Linked DNA regions of Homo sapiens: region 2 is linked to region 1. The links are chromatin loops, found by intact Hi-C in ENCODE. Cell type or tissue: spleen. All regions are shown on one strand. Each heading gives the region's core, and the rest is flanking DNA. Links, peaks and the distances in the headings are about the cores only. Region 1 overlaps LINC03007 (long intergenic non-protein coding RNA 3007). Region 2 overlaps LINC03007 (long intergenic non-protein coding RNA 3007).

Region 1 (8,338 bases), core at 297-8,296:
CTTCATCAGAGTTGGAAAAGTATCCTTGCCCATCTCCCTTAGAAAAAGTTCAGAACTACTTAGCTAGCAGGATTGCTAAAGCTTGCTGCTTGTCTCCTTAACATATAGATGAAAATGAACATTTTAAAGAACATCTTACTGTTTTGTCCATAGGATGGCCAGTGCAATCCAAAGACTATACTTTCCATAAAGACTTTTGGCAGTGTAGATAAACTGAAGAAGGCACAGTGCTTTAGCATGCCATCTCTTCTCAAAATCTAAGGCCACCTTTCTTTTGAACACCATGCTGTCTTGCCTCCTGGCCCCCAGTCTTTTCACCCTTTTCCCTCTGAATTAGCTAAAGAAAATTCATGACACTTCTGGCTTCTAGAGGGATGGATAATTCCAACTCCATAGATAAAAATGCAGTAATGTGATCCATTTAAGAATGCAATCAATGTATGTTCATACAATGGGTCTGTGTTAGGAATATATTATTAAATGAATATTGTGCTATCGATAAGGGGTTTTATTAATTTACAAACTCAGAACTCCAGTATTTCTATCAGTAACATGAGTAAGAAAGTGATGAATCACTTACAATCAACCCTGATGGAGACAATGTTATCAAAGTCTATATTTGCCATGCATAAAATTTATTCATGCTTGACTTTAACTTCTGTTCTTAAAAGCTTTCCCTATATCCTAAAATAAAGGCATGGTTTTATTTGCAAGTGAACAGAAATTGTAGGAAATTGCAAAGCAACCTCTGAATAATGAACATCTTGCCAGGAAAATGTATCTGATCTCTGAGGAAAGGTGTTGGAAGAGATAGGAGACGGCAGGAGGATTGTCTCAAACACAAGTTTGAGTTCTTTTGACAACAATGTCTCCCTGTTTATGAAATATAGAGAATTCTGCTCAAGAAGCGAGGAAGTTTTGGAGACATAATCAGAAAGAGAGAAATGCAGACAAAGAAGTTGTAGAAACTAGCTCACTTCTCATCATGCTATTCTCAGAATTTTTCTCTTCATCTCGCACTAAAAACAACCCTGTGCAAAAGACAAACCTTTTCCAGATGTTTTGGTGAATTCACTTTTACTCTCCATGGACAATAATAACCAGTTTTTGTTTAAGGCTTTACAATTTAAAAAGCATGTACTTTTAATATTTATAATAATAACTTTTTTAATGTTTACAAGAATCCCTTAAAATTGCTCTTGTTTTTATTTACTATTATCATACTGACTTTTTCAAATAAGACAACTGAAATTCAGACTCTTTTTAATCATCCAAGTAGTAAGCAGTGGAAGAGGCACTTTAAAATACAAATTATTAAACTCCAAATTCTCTGCCTTTGTTCCTCCTTTTGGATGACAATAGGGTAAAATGAGACAAGCATGTTTTAATAAATAAATGTTTATTTGCTTTTTTTGAGTAAGAGCTTGGAGAAATCTAATATGTCATTTTGTGTATTCTTAAAAATCCCTTGCTTGAAGAATCTAATGACTTTTATGCCTATGGATTTATATATTATTTGCACCATTTTGAAATATTTAGGAAAGGAGAGAATATAATTATTTGCCATGAAAATAAACTAACACCATCAGGCCAGGAGTCGATGCCAACCAAAGCATCCTATTGTCCCATATGCTGTTGCTGGCATTGATGAAAGTTGAGGATTGGAAGAAGTGGAATCAGCCAGCCTCATGTAGATTTCAGCTGGAATCTGTGCTGTTCCTCCAGGGTGCACCAGGGGCCTTCCTCCTCCCCTCACTTTCTTTCATTCCCCACTCAGTAGCTTCAGAGGTTGACAAGAATTCAGCTCGGGCAGGCAAATGTTGGTTTATAACATGAACACTGACCATTTCTATCTTACAATTGAGAGAGGGGAAGCAAAGAGAAGTTGCCAGACATCTACAGTAAATCAAAAGAGGATGTTGGGATCTTTCCATGATGCCAAGTTCTTGCTACCAATGGCTTTTTCTCCTGAAGTAACTTTTAGCTAAATTTACAGATTTTCAGAGGAAAGAACCCCTGTAGCCATGTTTTCCCCCAAAGATCAGACTCCCTTTCCACCTCAGAATGGCTTCTCACAAATACAGTAGTTTTTCAACAACAGATGGGTCTAAGTTGAAAGAGACCTTGTCATTGGTCCAGTGGCATGAGGACTTCTTCAAATGCACATGTGGTTCTGATGGTCACGGAGGGACCACACGACGTTGATGAAATTCCTCTTTAATGGGCCAGCTCTTCATCAGCCCTGATGTTCAGGCGCCCTTGTTTAAGATGCAGGCCTCCAGCAAGACCAGCATGAGTGCCACAGAACTTTGTGGAGACTCGCTAATATAACAGGCCAGCATTTGGGAGAGGGTAGTGATTATGTGATTTCAATTTCATACCATCTGTCCCCAGATTTCTTTCACTACCAGGCTGGCCACTGGCTTTGGAGGACAGTCAAAATCCAGGGCTCTGGAATACTCTGTACGGAGTTCAAAGGAGCAGGCATCCCTGTGAACTCTAAGGCTGGTTGTTGCCATGGGGAAGTGGACCGAGATCGCTGGCTTCCAGCAAGATATGTACTTGAAAGTCCTAATGAAAGCGTGTTAAGCCCTCCAAAGCTGGCTATGTGTCTGAGAGCCTGGCCAAGAGATGTCAGATGGCTCCATGGGCAAGAGAGGACATAAGCAACTGAGGAAAAGGGAGGAAGAGACATGCTGACGTTCTTCTCAACAGGAACATTCTTTCTTCTTGGGTGTCCATCAGCCTCATCATTTATTATCAGACTGTAACCACCCTTCATCCTCTTTCTTCAGCAGGATTTCATCATTCCAATAAGAACCGAAATCATAAAGCAAAAACAAGAATAATATGGCTTTTGTTTTTGGCTAGAAGGTCAGAGTTTCTTCCTTTTTTTTTTTTTAAATGCTGGCCTATTTTATACAGGCTCTTGAATGATTATTTTCTTTTCTCCTAGGCAATCTGGATTAATTGATACAGTAAAAGGTCTGGAAGTCCTAAAATGTTAGGTCAATTCCTAACTCCGACACAAAGAAGCTAAACAACCTGCAAGAGAATATGTAAAAAAACCAACCACAATTTTCCTATCTGCAAAATAAAGGAGGGGTGCCACTGGGCAACATTTTAAAAACCTTGTGTTCCTTATGCTAATTATTCACCCTTTGGCATTCCAGATCATGCCTCTTGACATCAGTAGCTTGATTGCCAATGGGATGATGCTACTGGTTTCACTTTTAAATATGGGTTTCAAAAGTTTCAGTTTTCATAGTCTTCAGAGAAACAGAATATTGAATGTGGGAAAAAAAACCTCAGGCAGAAATCCAGATGTCAATCTCTCTCATTTCGCAACGAGGAAGCCGAGGCCCAGAGTGGTGAGTGACCTGCCCAAGGCCACAGTCAGAGTTAGAGCTGTGCCAGGCCCAGGACGCGGGGCTTTCCTTTTGATCAACATTACATTTCCTAAACCAGTTTGCCTTTTATATGCCTGCTTTCCATGATGATTTCTGGGGAAAGGATTTCTCATGACACGGATTTTTCATGGCTCTAGATGGGTGATTTGGGGCAACACAGAAGGGCGCCTTTTGATCTAGCTGCTTCCGCATCAAGTACAACACTCCTTCCTCGATGGCAGAATGGCTGGCCTCTCCTATCAGTCGCTGAAGTCTTAGAAGACATGAAAATAAACAAAGCCTGACAACTCCGTTCCCTGTGTTACGACCTGTTCACCTCCCCTGCCACTTCCAACTTGACTTCTCCCTGAGTAGCCCCCATGTTATTTAAGAAAGCAGGGCTTGCAGAAGTCCGGCAGTGCCGAGGCTGCCAGAAGGAACACTTGCGTGGTAGGCGCATGTGGGTCTGAGCTCTTTAAACTCTGGGTCACGACTGGCATAGAAGGGGCTCCTGCTGCTCTTCAAATCGCTCTTGGTCTTGAAACTTCCTTCCAATGGTTCCCTCCCTTATGTTTAACCACTTGATGCCCTGGAATTACCGAGGGTCTCACTCTGATAAATATTATTTTTTGAAGCCCTCAGGAGTCTACTTTATTCTGGAATGTTCCAATAGGCAGCTTTAACAAAAATATGGGTGACTTCTTGAAAAAAGAGTAAGCCCAACTTAAAGTTGACTGTGAATGACAATAGCAATCTGACCTCCAATTCATTAAAAAATACCCATATGTTCACAGAAGGTTGTTTCATAATAGCTGCAAAGTGGAAGTGACCCAGATGAATGTCTATCAGTGGATGCCTGGGTGAACAAAATATGGTATATCTACACAGTGGAATATTACTTACAATGAAAAAAGTATTGCTCCTTGCTACATGAACACATCTCAAAGTTATGCAAAGTAAAAAAGATCAGATCACATATTGTATGATTCCATGTATATAAAATGTCCAGAAAAGGCAAATCTATAGAGACAGAAAAATTAGTGACTGCCATGGGCCAGAGGTGGGAAGAGGGAATGACTACAAATGGGCATGAGGTTTATTTTGGGGGTGATGGAATTGCTCTAAAATTAGATTGCAGTGATGGTTTCACAACTCTGAATATTTATGAAAAAAATCATTGAGTTTTGACTTCAAAAGAGTGAGTTTTATGATACGTAAATAATACCTCCATAAAGCTGTGCAAATGAACAACCATGCAGCAGACGCACCAGCTCCTAGCAGGAAGGAGATCTTTGGAGTGGAGGGATGCCTGATGTGGCTGGGCCAACAGACGAATTCAGCCACACAGTTTCCCTCACCCTGACTGCTCCTCACGAAAGGCGACCTGTAAGTCCGGGCAGGAGCCCTTGACATGATGCAACGATTTATTAAATAGGCAGGCTGCCCTTACGAGGTGAAGTCTGACAAAGCCTCAGTTCAGGGACATCTGCATTCAAAGTGAAAAACCGATGGCAGCCGCAATGATTTAGATCTGCAATTAAGACATTTAAAGTGTTTAGGGCTGACAAGGAGTTAAAGTAAATGTTGATTCAGTTGTAAAGTCTTCAAAGATTTAGGCTTGCAAAAGGGCCTTGCACAACTGTAGGATTTTATTTATTTATGCATTGTTATTGACTTTAAAATATTGTTTTTTCTCCCCCCAGAGAACTTTTCCAACCAGCAGTGGGGCCCTTAGCAGGGGAGACTGGAAACAGGTTTGAATAATGCGTTCAAGATAATTTTCAAAAAATCACCATTTAACGAGTACCATATTCCCTCCAATTTTCCCTTACATGTGATTCACCATTTTGAAAATACTGATGTATAAAGAATGCATTGAATGTGGCAAAAGTTGAAGATAGCCCCTGTGGATAAGGCCTAATGGACACCATCCTGAAATAATACATACAGCTCAATCCCCAGACATGTGTCTTTAATTTAAAATAATTCAGCAATCATGTTCAACCAGAACCTGATTACACAAAATGGGACTTTTTAACTCCCAGTCTTGGATCAAATTTTGAGGCTACAAAAAAGCAGGGGGTGGCAAAGAGAATATGTGCCATGTTTATATATTCCAGATATGGTGATTAAATGATCCATACCACGGGCTGGGCACCGTGGCTCACGCCTGTAATCCCAGCACTTAGGGAGGCTGAAGCAGGTGGATCACCTGAGGTCAGAAGTTCGAGACCAGCCTGACCAACATGGAGAAATCCCATCTCTACTAAAAATACAAAATTAGCCGGGCATGGTGGTGCATGCCTGTAATCCCAGCTACTCAGGAGGCTGAGGCAGGAGAATTGCTTGAACCCAGGAGGTGGAGGTTGCGGTGAGTCAAGATTGTGCCATTGCACTCCAGCCTGGGCAACAAGAGCAAAACTCGGTCTCAAAAAAAAAAAAAAGAAAAGAAAAAAGAAAACAAAGATCCACACACAAATTTAACTGTTTCTTTGAACTTATCAAGGCACCTAGTGCCATTTTCTACCTGTAAATATTTACCTTCCTTTAAGAGAACTTGAGTGGAAGTCCTGACTGGGATGCAAAAGAAAAAAAAATGCTGAACATAAATTGAACCCTTGTCAGAATATTATGGCTTTCAAACCACTGAACTATAGTCTTATTCTCTACTTTCTCAGAGGCTCAGGAGGGAAGGAGGCTGAACAGAATTAGCTCTCTTGGGATAGCACAGGGGACGCAGTACAGGGCCCAGAAGATGGTATCTACTGTAGTTCTTGCAAGTGCTTGGCTTCCCTTTTATCTTTTATTTTGTTGCTGGCTGCTGCCTTCCCTTCTCAGCTATGAAGACGTGGGTCCCCTTCCATACAGGAAGTAGAGCCCCTGCCTGTATTGTGATTTCTGAGATGTGAGGAGGTCTCCAATCCTTCTTCTTGATAGGATCCCCAGTACTGGAAGTGCCACCATTATTAAGTACTTATTTCTTCAAATCCTCATGATCAGAAGTAGTGGATATAGTGTTTGGTGAATCCCAAGCAACAGTCTCTAGGGATAAGATTCCAGCTAAAACACAAAACACCCAGTTCAATTTGAGTTTCAAATAAACTACAAACATTGACTGCATCACTAGAAGAAGAATGATGAGTCAGTTAATTTTACTCAACAAATGTTATAAAGGCTCGCCCCCCAAGATGGGAGGCTCTAAAAATTAGGCACCATAAACGTGGATATACTAGAAATAAAGCTTTGTGTTGGTATGCTTTGTTTTAAAATAAATGGACATATTTAGAATGGATGGTTTTCTTTTCATGTTGATAATGTTTCTGCTTTTCCTTTTGTTCCTTTTGTTTACAGATCCTTTATATATTGAAAGAAGAAAGTAGAACCATTTCTGGGTCCCAGCTGTGGGAAGAGCTCCTGTGGCTGTGAATTCTGACTTCTGGGTCTTGGCACAAGGTGTGGCCAGCAAGCTAAGCTGTCCTGAGGGTGTGCAGGGCCAGGGGCTGAAGACAGTGTTGGAGCATCCACAGACTGGTTTGTCTCAAGAAGCATGTTACTAAATATGAAATAGCAAAATCTGCAAGTGGGTTTACTTTTCCCCCATAGATTAGAATGGATTCAATATTATCTCTTTATTAGCGTCACTTTTAATCACTTGTATAACAAGTAGGACAGAAAGGTGGCTTGAAAGTCAATCATGTGAGAATTCCAGATAAATTGACTTTGCTCACAACAATCTGTTATTCATGTGACTATCAACTGTCATGTGTGCTGGGGCAAAAAAAGAAGATAAGGATTCACTGGTATCAGATAGTTCCAGGAGGGGAAACCCAGGATTGAACTTTTTCAGCCTTCTATGGTAAAATTTCCTGCTCTGTCGGTGCGCCAAAGCTTTTTTCAGTTTCCTAAACTCCCATATTCAAGAAGATAAGCTATTTTCTCTTCTTTCTCATCCTTCCTTGACAAAGCAAAGCATATTTTCATTGTCTACTCTGTGTCATCCATGCTTGGTTCCTGTCCTCAAAGAGCTTATAGTTCAAATAAAGGAGAGGGAGCATTTTACAAGGGAATTAAAGGTAAAAGATTCTGAAAGCCAGTTTAAAAAGTCGTGAGGGAGGGGTCTGGGAGAAGCTGAGCAGGGGTGAAAGGGTACGAAACATTATGGAAGGAGAACAGGGGAGCACCCTGACTACTGGGTGGAAACACCAATCAGTGGGTAGAAACCACACAGTGGTAACACTGATCAGTGGGTAGAAAACAATGACAGCAGGTATATGAGGCATGGAACACTTGGCTTATTGTAAAGTTTTCAAAATATGCAGTCCTTTCTATCCACCAGGGGTTGGGAGTTGTCTTTGTATATCAACCGTGGAAGGGCTGTTTTGGTTCATCATTCTGTGGTCTACCTGGGTAGACCTGATGCAGCCGTGTTTCTGAGGAAAGGAAGAACAGCTTTTGTTTTGTGATATGTAATGGTAGATGTAGTGCCATGGAATGATGCAGATTTCATTCAGATATTCTTGGATCTTGGCCCCAGGACTCACTCATTCTTCCCTATATGAGCATTGGTAGTTACAGGTTTTATCCTTCCTTTAATTGTAAGTCTTTTGAAGCCAAAAACTGTATCCAATTTGTCACTGTCTCCTAACAGTACTTAGCAGTGTCTGATGCATCATAGGGAGTTTGTAAATGTTTGGATAAATAAAGGGAAAACAAAAACAACCACAAAAAAACCTTTATTTTGCTTTAATAAAAATATTTTAACTAGTTTCCACTGGCATATATATCCACATGGTAGATATATTCTAAGAAACAGTCTCTTCAAATGATGGCTTCAATAATGGATGAAAAATAAATTTCCTAATGAATTATTTTACAGAAAGCACCACACACACACCCCCAACATCAATAAAAAATTCATTTGTGATTTTAAGAACTATAGGATAATAATA
Region 2 (8,338 bases), core at 274-8,273, 140 kb before region 1:
ATTTGTACAATTTGAGAAGGATCTTTTTATAGTGTCAAATTCGAAGAAGAGTTCTGTTGCTACACTTCCTAGAACTCCTTTGCTTGCAACTTCTGTCTTCTTTGAATCCTTTAGAAACTGTTACACTGCAGCCCCCAAAGTCAAGAATCAAGGAAAATATGGAACATAATACAATATGCCTTTTCGTTTGGTCTCTGTGCTGATTCACCCCACCTCCATGAGAATTTTCTCCTTTCTTTTTTGTTTTCATTTTTTGAAATGGAGTTTTGCTCTTGTTGTCCGGGCTAGAGTGCAGTGGCGTGATCTCGGCTCACTGCAACCTCCACCTCCTGGGTTCAAGTGATTCTCCTGTCGCAGTCTCCCAAGTAACTTGGATTACAGGCACTCGCCACCATGCCCAACTAATTTTTTTGTATTTAGTAGAGATGGGGTTTCACCATGTTAGTCAGGCTGGTCGCGAACTCCTGACCTCAGGTGATCCACCTGCCTTGGGCCCCCAAAGTGCTGGGATTACAGGTTTGCACCACCACGCCCAGCGCTGAATTTTCTCCTTTCATTCCTTTTGTCTGGGAAAGAACCAACTCAAAATCTCATCTGTTGCTGCATCAAATCCCCAATTCACACAAGCAGAGGGTGAAGAATAATAATGGCGCATAGCAGAAGAATTACCGAAATTTTACTGTGACTTCAGTTTATGCATAACTGGGTTCTCCAACTAGATGGCATCTGAGATGACCTTCTATGCTTCCTCTGTCCATATATCTTGATTTAGATTTCCAGACTTGGTGCAGCAGTGATCAAGCAGTGATGATTTATTCTAAATATCTCAATTTCAGAGTGTTTGCCCACCAATTCTCCTCCACATAATGTGTACCTAAAAACATAGACGAATTGCCCAACTCAGGCCAGTTTTTATCTCATGTAGAAAAAGAATTCCCTGCCGGGAGAATATGGTTATATTAACCTTCCTTGAGTGGTCATTTGCTCAGCCGTCCGGTTGAGGACTTGTTGGACCTTACAGACTGCTTCCCAGAAAGGAATACTTCTCAGCTTTAAAGAAATGGATGGTTTCTTCCTTTCTTGTTTATTTTAAGTGAGGCCTCGCTTTATCCTGCTCACTTCTTTCACTTAAAGAGAAAATCACCTTCATGTGGAATAACTTGCTTCTTTGCCAAATCTATCCAACAAAATAAGGAACCTTGGGAACGTACTAGTGGACCTATAGAATAGGGGCTCTAATTTATGAAAGATGGACTTACAGAGCAAAAAATGCATGTAGTAGAGGCCATTGACACTTGCACACAACCCTGATGTTTTAATTTATCTTCTGCAAACAAGAGAGATGTTTTTTCTTCTAGGTGAACATAAATACAGTAGTTGAATGCAGTCTAAACTGTGATGTCAAGCTGCAGAGCTCCTCCAGTGTTGCCAAACCCTTGTGCTTGTGCACACACATTTTATAAGGGGCACTCTCGTTGCTAAAGGAACTCAGGCCACTTTTGCGTGAATGCCCTGTGATTGGCAGGAATGCTGGCTGTTGTAAGTATCATATTGTTTGGCAGTGGAGAATATTTTTTATTGCTAGTTCAATAGCATTTCACAGTTATTAAACCAGAGTCATTGTTCCTGGGGGCTCCCAAAGGCTTAGAAACTTTGTGGCACAAAGGAGAAAAATACACAGGCACAAAACCTGTCAGTTATCCTCATTGTTCCTCATTGTTCTAATGCGGCTGTTATACGCTTGGCTTTTAAGGTATTTGGGGAGAAATGTTGAGAAAGTAGCTTTTCAAACATATTTATGGGCAACTTGTTTTCATAAATAAGAATTTGTGGGACCAAATTCAATCATAAATAGTATTTTGAATTTTTTAAAATTGGAAACTTTTATGGAATGATACACCTATATTATTACAACTGCACATCAAAGCACATTGATTAAAGATATGTTCACGGTATTAGCAGATATGGCCAAATATCCCATAAACTCCAAGATAAATGCCTGCCTGAAATCATTAATAGGGCCCAAGTAAAACGCTCTAAGAAGGAGATGAATGGGTGTGACTAGGGAGGGAGCACATATATTTCTCTACAAGTAAGAGCTCCCCCAGCTCATTTGGCAGATAATGAAAATATCCTGCAAGTGAGCGGGGTGGATGACCTTGTACAGCTGGCTGGTGTTAGTGACAATTGAGGACTTGCTGGGAGAAAAATGGCAGCCTAGTGGACAGTTTTCCCCTTCGATAAACCTCAGTTTTAGGATGAGGACAGAGTGCAGGGTGCTAGGCTGTTTCTGCAGGGCTAACAGGGGACCAGCACAGTGTACTCATATGGGTTGCCCGAAGTAGGAAACACTTAGGGTCTTTTGCAAACACTCAACTTTCTGGGAATTTGACTACTTTTTTTGTTACTTCTCCTGAGAGCACCAAGCCAGGTCCTGATGATTTTGCTCTCCTCAGCTGATTGCGTACTTTGTGTATTGCTTTCTTTTCCTTCTTCCGAGCAGTTTCTCAGGCCCCGAGGACCACACTGACACTCAAGTCAGTGGATGCACAATTAATCTTCTGCTGAAAGAAAAATGTATTCTTATTTCTTTTCAAGTGTGGCTGGCAATAACTGGGCGTGGGCAGGAACTTGTGTTTACCTGAACAGAAACAGAAGATGTACGACCTCTAAGCACTTCTGTGGCTTAGCTCTTCCACCAGTCTAGGGCTGAATTCTGAGATTCTTTTTCTTTTCTAGAATTGCAACTTTAGAGGAATATACCCCATGGGCGATATTGTGGCTGATGAGTTGATGGTGGTTGCGTTGGTCCTCATGTCTGGTCATGGTTTTCTCCTTCTCTTTGTAAAAGGGGAAATCTACCCCAAATTCTTGGATGTTTCCTCCATTTATACTTTCTTCTCCATGCCTGTCTTCTCCACCCCAATTCCTGTCATTTTGTTTTCCACCAAGGGAAGTTAAGGTTCCTTAACTGAAGATTTGGTAGGCTGACTTCTCCCTGTGATAACTGTGAGAAATCATTCTCTCCTGAAGGTGGAATAACTCTTCCTCACATCCATTATACACATGCTGTATAATTAATCTATACATTTCTAGTCCGTATCTTATCTTTTTTTCTCCAAACTCTCCTGCATCATTCAAAAGGAGTTTGCCAGTCTCTGCCTTCTGTTTTAATATTCAAAAATAGAGAAATCTTTAAGGTTACTTCTAGGCTGAATCAATTAAACTACTTTTTAATAAAGAACTTATTTGCTGGGGTTTTCTCATTAGCTATACAATCTCAGTTTTGCCAATGTCTAATCCCCTCTTCCTGTTTCTATATGCTCAAGGGGTATTTTGTGAACATTTTTGATTAAAATGGATTAGTATCTCATCTTAAAACAACAGCAACTGATAGGCATGGTGGCTCACGCCTGTAATCCCAACACTTTGGGAGGCTGAGGCAGGTGGATCATTTGAGGTCAGGAGTTCGAGACCAGCCTGGCCAACATGGTGAAACCCCGTCTCTACTAAAAATACAAAAACAAATAAAAAATTAACCAGTGGTAGTGGCTCATGCCTGTAATCCCAGCTACTCGGAAGGCTGAGGCAGGAGAATCATTTGAGCCTGGGAGGTGGAGGTTGCAATGAGCCAAGATTGCGCCACTGCACTCTAGTCTGGGCGACAGAGTGAGGCCCTGTCTCAAAAAACCAAACCAAAACAAACAAAGAAACAAACACAGCAACATCTTCTCGTTGAAAAAAATCTGGAAGGATATGAATCGAAATGGTAGCATGGTTTTTCTTTGGGGGATTTGGGTCATTTTCCCCCTTTTTAATACCTTTCTGTATAGTGCAAACTTGTACTTACACTCAGACAAAAAGAGGTATTTTACTAACACCCCTCTTTCACAAGCCATTCAGCATTGTGTTGATTTCTTAAGGAGTTATTTGTAAGGAGATTGTGCCTCCAAAGAGGATCTGAGGGTTGTCTTTTACTTACATTAGTGACTCACTTTGAGCAACTCATTGGGTTAAGGCCTCAGATTTTCTTGTGTGCAAAATCAGAATAACACCCACTTGCAGGAATTATTAGAAGCTAATGAGGATATGTGTAAAGTGGATACATGGATACATGTAAAGTGCTATCTATATAGGAGGAATAACAATAGTAATCATTTGCTCAGTGGGAATCAGTGAGCCAGACTTAGGCCAAGGAATCTAAGACAAGGGAATATCAAAGAAACACGATACAGGTATTTTACGTGTGTTAGCATGGACAGAGGAATCTTTTCTTGGAGACTTCAAGTTTGTGCAAGCATTTTAATATTCTTAATAGCAGCTTCTAGCACTGTTTTGTGAAGTGTGTGTGTGTGTGTGTGTGGGTGTGGGTGTATGTAGTGGCAACCAAAGTACCTCAAATGCAATATACAACATCAAATTACATGTAAAAGTAATTGTCATAGCACCCATACAACCTTACTAGCCGACTGGTTCATGGGTTTTAAAACACTGGTTTATGTGATGCCAGGTGTTTGCCACAGAAAGGTAAAATTACTAAAAACAGAAACAGAACACAGAAATAATAGTCTCTCACAGAACAGCCAGTGAACTCACTAGATAAAACAGCTATTCTGGGAACAGAAGCTGCAGTGGAGTTTTCCCACAGCACAGCAGTGGAGATGATGAAGTTCCTGCCTGGAAGCAGAAGCAGGTAGAAAAGAGAAGTGAGCATGGGAGGAGGGATACAGTCACGTGCTGCATAGCTGTGTTCCGGTCAACCACAGACCACACTTATGACAGTGTGCCGACAAAACTATAATGGAGCTGGAAAATTCCTATTGTCTAATGACATCATAGCTGCCATAAGGTCCTAGCACAAAATGCATTACCTTTTCTGGGTTTGGATATGTTTAGATACACAAATCCTTACTACTGTGTTACAATCGCCTACAGTATTCAGTACAGTAACATGCTCTACACGTTTGTAGCATGGGAGCAATAGGCTATAGCATATAGGTTGGGTGTGTGGTAGGCTCTACCATCTAGGTCTGTGTAAGTACACGCTATGATGTTCACACGATGATGAAATCGTCTAGCAATGCATTTCCCAGAAGATGTCCCTGTCATTAAGCCATGCCTCACTGTACCTTGAAAATCCCTGAACACACTGGACACCCCTGGGTCCTGGTGAAGATGCCCTGTCTGCTTGGATTTAGAACCATTTTCAACTCATCTCAAGTACCAGGAGGAGCTGCTCATCTTGTAGATCTGGGCTGTTCAGCAGTGAAGGGGTTACGTGTAAGGGTGATCAAAGATTTAAACTGTCATGTCGACAGTAAGCCGAGGAACAGGCTGTGCAGGGGCCTTAATAAATCTGCCCTTGACTTATGGCCGAACCTCATTCAGCAGAAAATTATTTCTGCAGCATATTGAATGCTCTGCTCTGATGGAGACAGAAATAAAAAGAAAGGTGGAAATGGGGAGAAGAGAATGGAAATTCAATCCACATGTGGTGGAGAGGACTCTTCAGTAAATTCTTTCTCAGATGAAATAAGAAACAGAATGTGTAGGACTCTTGGAATAGGGTACATTCCTTTGATTACTAAAATGTCTTAGGGGACGAAAACGGACAAGCAGTGATTCTCAGAAAAGATCGATCTGGAGGATGGGAGTGGGGAAGGAGGGGGCAAACCTCTCCCTTAGTGATTTAGACATGATTGCTCATTTATTTATTTGTTTAGTCAATCAGGCTTTATTGAATGTTTACCTACTGTGGCCATTGAGATGAGCAAGACATCTTAAGGAGTTTGCAGTGACTGAGTTAGAGCCACATGTTCACTGAGCATCTAAAATGTCAGGCACCAGCTCAGTGCAATACAGCACAACGCAGACACACCTCTGGAACCTTCTCTGAGTCAAATCTGAGACTCTGTAGTAGGGTTCCAGGTATCAGAGGAGGGTCAGCAACTTTTTCACAAGACATTTCCCCAATTCAGTATAAGGAATAGGGGCTTCATTAATTGGAAAGGTTGATTTGGGAAAAAAACCCAGTCCCTTTCTCAGATGATATGGGATTTAAATCTCTTATTGCTTTTCCTTAGGATATTTTAGAAAGAGAAGAAAGGGTTAAGATTGGGGGCTTCTGTATTTTTCAGTCCAGTTTATAAAAGTATGAAGGATCCTTCCAATCCCAGACCAGAGAAAATTTGAATTCAAGAGATAATTTAGGAGACAGAACTCCTTCTCTTTCCACCAGTTCTGAAACTATTGGGAAAAGCTCAAGAAAACGCAAGAAAATAATCCAAACATTTCCTCTTCTAAATAATTTATTCACTGTTTTTTTTTTTCTTCCTATACTTTCATTCCCAGAGCTGTAATGAGTTTTAGAAACACAAGGTGTCAGATATTGACTTTTTGTTGTTGTTGAGTTCTCTAAATTCATGACCCCTCTGGGCATTCTAGGCATAGATAATATATAATTCAAAGAAGAGAGCTGCAGCTTTCATCTTCTCTTTCTTGTAAGTTTTGGAGCTTTTTGTTCAAAGGGTGATCTGTTCTGCTGCAGTAGAACCAGCCCTGTTTCCAAAAGTTTTGGCAGAGGACATGGTGCCCTGTGGTACCTTAAGGCTTTGGGAGACTCTCCCTAACTGGGTTCCATGCTTCTGTGAGTTGGAAGTGTGGATTCGTCCTGTCCTGTCCAAGGTTGGCTCTGCTGTTGATCTGCACCAAAAACGAAGGAGAGAGAGCAAGATAGAACCAGCTAGCTGTCTTAGGGAAAGGGTTGAGGCAAAGGCCAAGGCCATGTGTGCAAATGAAGATTCTCATCTGCAAATGAGAGTGGTGGTTGGATGAATTGGGGTAAGGAAGTCCAGGGGTTAAACGGAGGAATTTTGCTGAAGATAATCTCTCAACCTTCAAGAAACAAAGAGACAATTAGCCCAGAGATGGCTCCACAAAGGACTGGATTACCAGTTCACAGAGCAGGGCTAACCACTCCAACATGAAGTATTCCAGAACGGTTTGTCTCTGAGTGGGTTGTGTGTCTGGGTGTCCTTGATGGGGAACCAATTCATAGATGCTTCTGTGACTTTTCTCTAGCTCTATCTCTTGAGATGTTGCTATCTCTCTTTCTGAGAAAGGAAAGTTGAACTCCGAGTTGCCTGAAGAGGACAGGGGCTGTGGTTATCTCCCCAGGTAAACCTTGGGAGAGCCTTGGGGTTTCAGAACTGAAGAGGTTGATGAAACTGACTATGGCCAAGAAGACTGACTACTACTAATCAGCTCCTCTCCTCATGTTAAATAATTAGTAATGTATTATTGAAATATATTATTCATAAGCTCAATTTAATATCTTTTTGTGCACACATATATATATTTAGTTTTTATTTTTCCTCTCTCCTTCCTTTATGTAGTTATTAACTATTTAACTATATAAATAAATTTCATCCTAACAGGGCATTCTGGCAAAGCATATAGTAATATAGATGCAGAGAACCTTGTGATTACTTATGTCACTCTGGGTAAAATATGTCATCACTCTATTCCTGGCTTTCCCCATTTGTACAAAAAGAGAACACACCTCTTTTACTTTTCTCAGTGTAAAGACTAAGACGATCTAGTGTGGTAGGAGTTACTAAGAAATTATTTTAGGCAGATAGAGAGGAAAAAAGGGGTCCTTGGAAGATTTTTCGCGGCTCTTGTCTAGCATGAAAGAGAATCCTGACTCTTAGACCCCAGCTGGCAACCTTTGATATGCAAATGCAAACCGTTAGAAACTGGATCCACCCAACATGGCCGGCTGGCAACCTTTAATATGCAAATGCAAGGCGTTAGAAACTGGGTCCACCCAACATGGCGATTCCCACCGTTGCCCTCTTACCCTTGCCCCCACATGTGCCTAGCAGCATGGTTGCCCCCACATATCCCCAGGTGTGTGGAACATCATGGCGCCCTACATTTGCATGTTAAAAGACTAGGGTGAGAGAGCCAGTTTTTTCACGGTCTACGTGAATGACATGCCTTGTCAAACCAATCCCCTGAGCCCCATGCAAATCAGACACCGCCTCCTCCAGCCATCGAATATAGCTAGTTGATAGCAGGGTTCCCTCTCAGCTTTGGAGCCCTCCCTCCCTCTGTCTCTGTACAGGGAAGCTTCTTCTTTCTTTCTTCCCCCTTCTTTCTTGTCTATTAAACTCTCTGCTCCTTAAAACTACTCCATGTGTGTCCGTTTCATTTTTTCTAATTCTACTCGAGATGAAGAACCTGGTGTTCTCCACTCATCAGAGCCCTGTCACTAGCTCCTCACCCCATCTCCACTAAGACTTGAAGTTCTTCGAGAAGCTTGTACAGAAGTAAA

Evidence for each region. Hi-C counts contacts between places; a loop is a spot of excess contacts. Peaks named below come from ENCODE experiments on the same cell type or tissue, not always from the same donor. Only the 100,000 strongest peaks of a DNase experiment are listed, where the experiment ranks them.
Region 2: it touches region 1 in a loop (5-fold over the local background); 1 of 110 quality-filtered maps calls a loop at or near these places.

What each region holds. Positions count from the first base shown.
Region 1 is chr7:25,593,119-25,601,456 of GRCh38, reverse strand. It overlaps LINC03007 (long intergenic non-protein coding RNA 3007), which reads left to right. Exons shown (of 5, transcript NR_157808.1): 4 at 5,093-5,143; 5 at 6,741-8,156. Among named protein-coding and RNA genes, the nearest start is that of LINC03007, 190 kb to the left of the region's middle. In spleen, for the core only: no CTCF peak of the experiment used is centred there; no DNase peak of the experiment used is centred there; H3K27ac peaks cover 455 bases.
Region 2 is chr7:25,732,517-25,740,854 of GRCh38, reverse strand. The region is part of intron 1 of LINC03007 (long intergenic non-protein coding RNA 3007); the gene reads left to right. Among named protein-coding and RNA genes, the nearest start is that of LINC03007, 53 kb to the left of the region's middle. RefSeq lists enhancers at 6,689-7,199, 7,467-8,133. In spleen, for the core only: no CTCF peak of the experiment used is centred there; no DNase peak of the experiment used is centred there; H3K27me3 peaks cover 1,946 bases.